Regions from separate parts of the Homo sapiens genome. Here region 2 is linked to region 1. A link is a contact called in ENCODE Hi-C data. All regions are on one chromosome and are shown on one strand. The core of a region is the stretch at or near the end of the contact, and the rest is flanking DNA. Distances in the headings are between cores, read along the strand shown. Region 1 holds the start of TMEM161B (transmembrane protein 161B). Region 2 holds the start of MEF2C-AS1 (MEF2C antisense RNA 1).

The links. A loop is a pair of places that touch in the nucleus more often than their neighbours do. Pooled maps may share reads with other maps.
Region 2: a map of OCI-LY7 shows a loop between it and region 1 (5-fold over the local background). The contact joins the promoter of MEF2C-AS1 here to the promoter of TMEM161B in region 1. A Hi-C loop is called at or near these places in 1 of 168 maps with a recorded cell type or tissue (OCI-LY7), 2 of 37 single-sample maps with no recorded cell type and 6 of 50 pooled maps.

The regions. Positions count from the first base shown.
Region 1 is chr5:88,266,516-88,270,805 of GRCh38, reverse strand. It overlaps TMEM161B (transmembrane protein 161B), which reads left to right and starts at 1,961. Exons shown (of 12, transcript NM_153354.5): 1 at 1,961-2,085. The coding sequence starts at 2,083. TMEM161B-DT (TMEM161B divergent transcript) reads right to left here and starts at 1,924. Exons shown (of 3, transcript NR_039995.1): 1 at 1,779-1,924; 2 at 221-280. RefSeq lists enhancers at 1,795-1,984, 1,675-2,174.
Region 2 is chr5:88,881,300-88,885,589 of GRCh38, reverse strand. It overlaps MEF2C-AS1 (MEF2C antisense RNA 1), which reads right to left and starts at 2,260. Exons shown (of 10, transcript NR_136219.1): 1 at 2,105-2,260. MEF2C (myocyte enhancer factor 2C) reads left to right here and starts at 2,406. Exons shown (of 11, transcript NM_002397.5): 1 at 2,406-2,635. RefSeq lists an enhancer at 1,299-1,348.

The DNA.
Region 1 (4,290 bases), core at 712-3,211:
GGATAGCAGCTGCTTCCCACAGATACACCAACAGGCAATTCCAGCCCCTCTCTACCACACTTACCATTTGCAGGTGCCTGTGGCTTGTCTATTTACAACCTTGTCCCTACACAGCAGAAGCGGAACCCTTCAGGAAGTTCTGGATTCATCCTCAGCAGGATCTGTTTCACAAACTATTCTCCAGTCCCACCTTCCCTCCAGGTATTCTGTCAGTACTTACGATTCCCAGATCTTCTTTTAATTGTCACGCTGTTCGTCCCCTCACAAAATCAAGTTTAAACTAAAAAAAAAAAACAAAAAAAAAAACCCTCATACACTCAGTCTGTGTCCCCTTTCCTGACATAAAATAACTGGCCCTGTGCATGCTTCTTTTGGATGGCTGAGAACCCCGATTCCTTTGGGCCATTTACAGCTTGGATACCATACGCTCCAGGTACTTTGATAAGCAGGGTGAAATTTAATATCTATAACAACGCCTGCCTACTCAACCTTCTTAACTTCTCCCAAAACTTCCTAGTTTCCCTTCCCAATTCCAACTTCATAACAAAACATCACACTATGGCACAAAGTGAATTCATGGATGAAATTACTAACAGCTACAACTTAAGTAAGGACCCCAAGTCGTGAGACAAATTTCTGGGTTGAAAGTGCTCTGTATATCCATTTCAAGCCTGCCTCCAGTACGATGTCTCATTATAATCAAATAAAAAGGCAGAAAAAGTTGAATGGAATAGAGTTTGGAAAAAACACAAAATTAAAAGTTGTATGAGAGTTTCACTTATTTGCATCTGATATAAATATCTATACATCTATAGAAAAAAAAAACCCTCATACACTCAGTCTGTGTCCCTTTTCCTGACATAAAGCAACTGGCCCTGTGCAAGCTTCTTTGGGATGGCTGAGAACCCCGATATATCGATATATTTATAGATAGACGTCTACATATCTATCCAAATATCTATATCTATCCATATATCTACCTATCTATCTATCTATATATATATCTATATCTATCGATCGATATCTATCTATATCTATCTATCTAGACTTCCCTGGTGAGGGAGTGAACCGCTGCCTGACGGGGGCCAAGACTGGCAGAGCAGAGACGCGGTTTGTACATGAGGGGAGGTGGTGGCCAGAGCAAAAGTGAACCGCAGGCTAGGCAAAGACCACAGCACACAGCCATACAGGTGTCCAGGACCGTCAGATCCCAGAGCATCTATCTATATAGATAGGTATCTATATGGAAAACGTCCATATTGGAACGTATTAAAGAGGCAGAATTTTCTTCCTGGGTTCTCTGCTCTTGGTAGATGTTCTTCCGGCTTCAATTGCCACCTGTGAATAGTGAAGAAACTTCTCACTATGAGATTCCATTGCCCGGAAGGAGGGTAGAGCTACGGTACCCACTAAGGCAGGGAACAGAAGCAACAGACGGACAGGTCTGTGGAAATGAGGATATGCTAATAAGGGACCGAGTCAGGAAAACTAGAGGGTAACAAGAGGGCGTCAGTTAAGCTGAGACAAAATGACGGCCAAAGGTGGTCTTTACTCTCTCTAAATCACCTGGGTCTGGAGTCGACTCCCATCGCGCACCCTCACTCCCACCCCTGGCCCCCTCCCGCCCCCCACCCGCCCCCCTCCCTCTCCCCTCCCGCTCCCCACACCAACGTGTGCCTCCGTCACCTCTCAGACAGTGGATGCGTTCCTGTTGAAACCACCCAATCTACCTCAGGGTCCTCGCAAGCGCAGCCACCACGATCCGCCCGCCCACGTACCTGTGCTGCGCCTGCGCCTCCTCCGCTCTCTCAAGGTCAGCACCGCCCCCAGCCCACAACCTGGCACCCACGGAAGTTGCTTTAGAGGACGTCCTGCGTATCTTCACCTCTGCGTGGCGTGGGGTCGACGGCGCTCTGGAGAAGGGAGGAACTTCCTGTCCCGCGCGCGCACAACTTCCGGCAGAGCCGGAAGACCCTCTCTTTCGCTGTTTGAGAGTCTCTCGGCTCAAGGACCGGGAGGTAAGAGGTTTGGGACTGCCCCGGCAACTCCAGGGTGTCTGGTCCACGACCTATCCTAGGCGCCATGGTGAGTTCTTCTGTGAGGGCAGGAGTGACAACGGTGGGGCGAAAAGGGCGGGGAGGTCAGTACTGTGAAAAGAGCCATCAGGTGCTCTGCTCAGAATGGAGTTGAGACGTTGGGATGAGCTGCTGGGTAGGACCCACCACCTATCTCAGGGTGTCTGAGCCCCTGAGGAAGCAGCATTACGCCTACCTGTCTGGGAGACTAGCGGGCCGGAGGCAGGGGCGTATCTGTCAGGGAGTATGGACTGGGTAGCCTGCCTGTTCATGGCCCATTTACTGTGTATGGCCTGTGGCGCCAGGTGATCCCAGAGTTGACCTTGCCGGGTCAGTCACCTCTTCTGCGCCCCCTTCTCCATCCGCGGAACAGTGGCCAAGAACTTCAGATCTTAGAAATGCTTTTAGCCTCTCCAGGTGGACACAACGGGTCTCCTTGTATAAGATCAACACCTGTCATTTAAAGAAACGGTAGTCCCCTTATTCTTTACACTTAGCCATTTCATAATTGAAAAGGGTGTCAAATAAAAAACCCGAGTTTAGTAAGGACAGACTTTATTCGAAAGGAATATTGCAGGGGTGTGGAGGAAGGTTGAAGGAACTGTTGCAGTAGGGAGAATGACCGTAAGATTTGCATGCACCTTAAAGGTTAGGCAGAAAGGGTTTGTCTTTTGTTGGTAGGGGTAAATAAGATGTCAGGAATTGGGATGAAAATATGGGTATGATCCGGCAGTAACCAGATAATGTTTTACCCTGAGCCCATGTATTCTGAGGAGGAGCTGTTAGGAGAGGTTTGTATATGTTGTTTCAGACTGAGGGAAGGACAAAATTCAGGTACCCGAGAGAAGAGAATCTTAAAGTTTGGTTAATAAGTATTTTGTTCCGATTGATCTGTGGGACAGGTACTTCAGCAAGTCATTTACGAAGCAAAGGATGGGAATTAGAAGGGTCTAGTTATGGCCTTGTTATAGGTAAACAAGGGGTAGGGGGGTATGGATCAACCCTTAGTCTTATCTAAGTTCTACAGGAAAGATGATTCTTTGCAGTAAGCCAATTTCTCAGAACACAAACGGGGGCAAGGGGTTTCTTAACCTTTGCTGTTTTTCAAGATCACGGGGCTCTGGTGAAGTTCATTATTGTCAGTTTCTTCACCGTATACAAGATTTCAAACCCTCACTTGCAGAGGCTTCTGTCCTGGAATTTAGCTTCAGTTTGTCTTATATTTTCAGGGCCAAATATTGCCAACATTCAGTTAATGTGTGTGGTGATTGGCTTTTGAATGACTTTTAGAAACTTAGCTGAATGTAGAACAAAGACCTTCAAAATAATGTAGTTCCTGGTGCACTTTACCAGATAACCTATCTCTTTAAAGTTTTTTTTTTTAAGCCTCAGTGAATAATATGGTTTGTATTAAGAAAGTTGTTTTTCTTTTGTATCAGTGAAATTAGACAAGGATAGGGAAAACAGAACTGGGAGAAACCAAAGCCTAGTAATCACTCTTCCATCCCCATTTTTACAGAAGAAAGAATCTGGGGTCTAGAAATTGACAGTGATTTTTCTAAAGTAACAGTAGTTTGGCAGTCTGGACTAAAACTCATATTTTCATTTTTTAAATTTAAGATTAATTTTTGACTTTTTGGTCTGAAAAGTTGAAGGTAAAGTATAATTAAAATACTTAAGTTCATCATAGTCACAGAAAAGCTGAACATGAACTTGTTCTCAGTGTTTTGGAATACTAGAAGTAGAATCCTGCTTATCCTGTCGGTTCAAAAGAGATGGTTAATGTTTGGAACTAATGTAATCTTATGCTGTTTTTCTGAATGTCATTTTGGAACTAACTAGTTGGCTCTTTTCCTTCTGGAAGTGCTTATATTTCTGAGCTAATTATCTTGGCTGAGTTTTATCTTTCCCAGCTATGAAATTGATAATGTCTGTATATGCAAGTGTGGTTAATGCTTGGAATTTTTCAAAGGGAAGAGTTTAACCATTAAATGAAGTGAACATGGGCTGAATTTATTGAGGATTCAGCTTGTTGAAATCAGAACTTGTTTTGCATTGCTGGGGCCTAATGATATTATGAAAAGAACATTAGTATTGACCCCAGAGGACCCAGATTCTGCCCATTGTTAGTTATATGGATTTGGAAAAGTCACTCAATTTTGATAAGAGTTCCAAATTCCTCCTGGGTAAGAGAAGTGGGACTTGATGGGTATTA
Region 2 (4,290 bases), core at 1,011-3,510, 610 kb before region 1:
AAACCTGATACAGATGTTCTCTGCCATATTATTAAAATGAATTCATGGTAATGGCAAACTCAACATTTGAAAAACCGGCAAACAAAATACATTGTAAATACTAATCTGCAAGAAATACTACTATTTCAGATGGTTTTTGCTTTGTGACAGTTTGTGATGCATTCCTATAATAAAAGGGAGGGAATGGTCTTAGTTTTGCTGATAGTCACAATGATGAGCTGGAACTTGAAGATTGTTCAGATCTAGTTGTACTTGCCTATAAAATAAACCTTCCCCTTTCAAGTGAAGCCTTGGGACAGTTGCCTAAATGTTGAGGCCACTCTTCTGAGAGAAGCTACTCACATCAAATACCTCCTACATTGAAGCAGGAGGCTTTTTGAACCATACTGTCCTCATATATTAAAATAGTCATCTGGAGGCATATTGCTGAACTTAACAGGAAATACAACTAGTCATTGGGTTAAACGTAGTGCTAAAAGGAATTTTCTAAAGTGAGGAAATCTTTAGTTAGCTAGATATTTCAATATACTATTGTCTAATCTCATATATTCCATGTTCTATTAATTTTCCCTTCTTGCTTTCACAATATTTTTTAAAAAATAGTTTGGTTTAAACATTTTATGTAATCTATAATTCTACTGGCATGCAATCTTGTCTTTTCATGATTCTATACTAGTTGATGTATTTTATCTTTGGCTTTATTGGGCATGGTATATATTAACAGTTGGTTAGGGCGGGAGGTGCCCAATCTCTAGTAGCCTAAATATTAAAGCCTTTTTTTTTTTTTTTTGTAAGGAAAAGTGTTTATCATGCTTTAACCTTAACATAAGTATCCTCCCTTATCAGTCTCTATTTCTGCTTCCTGTGCAGCTGAAACTCTTCAGGATAAGTGAAGTCATCAGCTATCGGCTAGGGTAGCCTAATGCATTTGGGAAGTTGGTTTGGTTTACATGTTAATGACCTGGATGAAGTCCAGTAAGGTGTGGAAAAGATAGAGTGGGGGGAGGGGGGGAACTCCGAGGAAGCTGCTTCCTCGGTAAATATTTCCAAACTGATTAGAAAGTTCATGGCCCCGCGATGAAGTCGAGATCTCAAATACTGGTAATTATTTTATTATTTCGTACATTACTAACATTAGAGAAACCTTTCGGCTCGCTTTCTAGCGCTCCAACCTCTCAGGGTGAAAACCGCGACTTCTGGGCGTGCAGGAAAAGCACGCTGGAATCGAGTGCTGCAGACATCCTGGACCGTGGTTTTTACGCGTGAGTAACGGAGGAGCGCACCGACCGGTGGAAGAGAGAAGTGGCTAACGCGTGTCCAAAAGGGGGAAAAGTCACAAGAGCAACTATTAGGGTCGCGCTCCTATTGGTCAGAGGAAAGATCCCGACTTTAGAAGGACTTTCCTGCTGGCTGGCTCGCAGCGTCCCCGGAGAGCAAGCGAGCGCGCCGCAGCGGGAGACTAGGTTCTCTCCGAGCGTCCTCCGCAGAGGCGCCGCGAGAGGAGCAGGGAGCCGCAGCTCGCCGTGTTGTCTTCATTTCGTGCAATAAAGAATTGTCATTAGGTTTGCGTATGGCATGTGCTATTACCCCACCGTAAAACTAAAATTAGCAAAATGTCAGGAATGGAAAGATTGATTCACCAAGATGCAATTATCATTTAAAAGTGCTTGATTGAGGTACTGATGTTCAGTGATTTATTCTGCATACCATATACATAATTAAAGTAGTGTAGTGGAGTAATTTATCAATCTAGTTGAGACTGGAGGGGTGAGGAGGGAGCTGCTGTATGTTTGTTTTATTAAAATGCTCCGAGGTCTAGTCCCGCCCCCCTTTTGCAAGAGTGAAACTGATGATTTCTCCAGCTCGCGAGGAAAGAGTCAACGGTTTGGGATTGTGGGGGAGAGAGAGACGGAGAGAAAAAGGCAGCGCGAAGCAAAGGCAAGGACAAAATTAAATAAAGGGGGAAAAAAGGAGGCAAAAGACATTTCATCGGACGTGCTGCTTAGAACCCCAACCATTCGTGCTCCGTCTTCCCTACCACCCCCGCCTCCCCTCCCAGTATCCTTCAATCCCCCCCGCCCCCACCACCCCCAGTCTTTTTTACGCGATGTTTCAAACGCTGTGAGCTGTTCTCCTTTTCCCATTCGTCTTCTGTCACTTCCTTCCTGGACGCAGTTTTCTGGACGAGTCTGGTTACTTTTAATCCGACCGGCCGCTGAGAGCCACTTTCTCCTCCTCCTCCTCCTCCTCCTTCTCTTCCTCCTCCTTCTTCCTCCTCCTCCTCCTCTTCCGAGCGGCCTCGGCGCGCGCGAATGCGCGGCCCCGCGCCCCCCCCCTCGCGCGCGCTCCCCTCGCGCGCGCGCACACACGCACACATCGTCTCCAGCTCTCTGCTCGCTCTGCTCGCAGTCACAGACACTTGAGCACACGCGTACACCCAGACATCTTCGGGCTGCTATTGGATTGACTTTGAAGGTTCTGTGTGGGTCGCCGTGGCTGCATGTTTGAATCAGGTGGAGAAGCACTTCAACGCTGGACGAAGTAAAGATTATTGTTGTTATTTTTTTTTTCTCTCTCTCTCTCTCTTAAGAAAGGAAAATATCCCAAGGACTAATCTGATCGGGTCTTCCTTCATGTAAGTACCCCTGATATTTCTCGAGGAAATAGAAAACCCGGGTATTGTCTCTAAAATCTGCATCAATATATTCCACGGCACTGTGTCTATCTATCCCTGTGCCTTTTTTGAAGGCTGAAGTTGAGGCTCGTTGTGCATTCTTTTTCGTTAGATTCCATGATTTCCTTGTTTGTTGCTAAAAGTAACTTTTTAGATAGTCGTATCCGTTTGCCATCAGCTATTGAAATCACTCCTGACTCGTTCCTGTCACACCAGTGTATTTAAAGTTTCATGAAGTTAGTTCACGTCATTAGCATGTTTGATATGGTGGAGCGTGTGGAGCCTGGTGGATTTTAATATTTCACAGCATGTTCTGTGACCTTGAAGTAGACGCCTTAAGATTTAGCAGTTAGTTCACTGTGGAAAGATGCTCCCATGAGTCCCCCCAAAGACACTGATTTGCCCTGGGTTATGCTTCTGAGCCACTAATTCTTGGGATTAGTTTGACCTAAAGCATGGCTGTCTGTCAGAGTATACCTTTGTGCATTTCCTTCCCTCACCAAAGTGCCGGCTTGACAGAGGGCTTCTTAATTGGTGTGGACAAAAAGTAATATCCCTGCCATAGTAGTCTACACATTTCACAATTCACGTTCGATTTCAGCATATGGATTGCTGTTCAGGTCAAGTCAAATACATAGCTGTTTAAAAGCAAGCAAGGTTAAGTCACTTAAATTGCCTTCTCTTTGGACTTGGAATGAAAGTTACCAAACTCGATGATAAAGTTTGTCACAAAGGAAGTATATATAGATGTGGCACATTGTTTATTTTATTATTAAATATTGTGGAAGTATTTAAATTTAATGCTAATGTTACCTTCCTTCCCTGAACATGGCTATTGCTTTTTAAAGGAAATTTTATATCTGAATCACTTCTGACTATTCTAAGTCCAGTAGTTATCATTCTTTGGGGAGAGCCTTTTTTTGTCACATTTTAGGAATGCGTGTCTTTTGTATAAAATACTTTATATGTAAATGCTGACAGTAGACTAAGTAGAATTGGGCTCTCTGCCAGTTCCTTAACCGGTCCTCAGTGGAGAATTGCTTTGACACAAAGTGCGTTTTACTATTGTGAATCTGAAACTAACTCTAATAGTAACTGTCTTATGAAATGCTTGGGGACTGCATATAATTTCTAAGTGCTATAAAGGAAACTCCAGCCACCTCATTATACCAGTCCAAAAAAAAAAAAAGCGACTAGCCTACTTTCACTGGCACCTTGCAATGGAATTGTGGTTGCAGAGTAAAGATGTTTATGTGGAGTATAATAACTCCAATCCCTAGAGACTTGGTAGGACATGGAAATGTGACCACCTGTGAACCCCGTTTAACCTCGTATTGCATACCAATTTTAGCTTTAAATAGATCAACAATCTCTAATTTGAAACTAAAACATCTTATTTAATTTTAAAAAATGTCAGTTTTGGCTAGTCTTTAAAAACATTCAGCATGTACCAATATGGTATAAGCAGTATTTTTGTTTCTCCATCAGTTTCAACTAAAGATAATGCAGTTAAAAAGCCATATTATTGTCTTCCAGTGTATGCATGAAATTAAGTTAAAAGAAGTAGTTCTAAAGCAAGACTCAGAACTTGATAGGTAAAATGAGATGTCCCTATC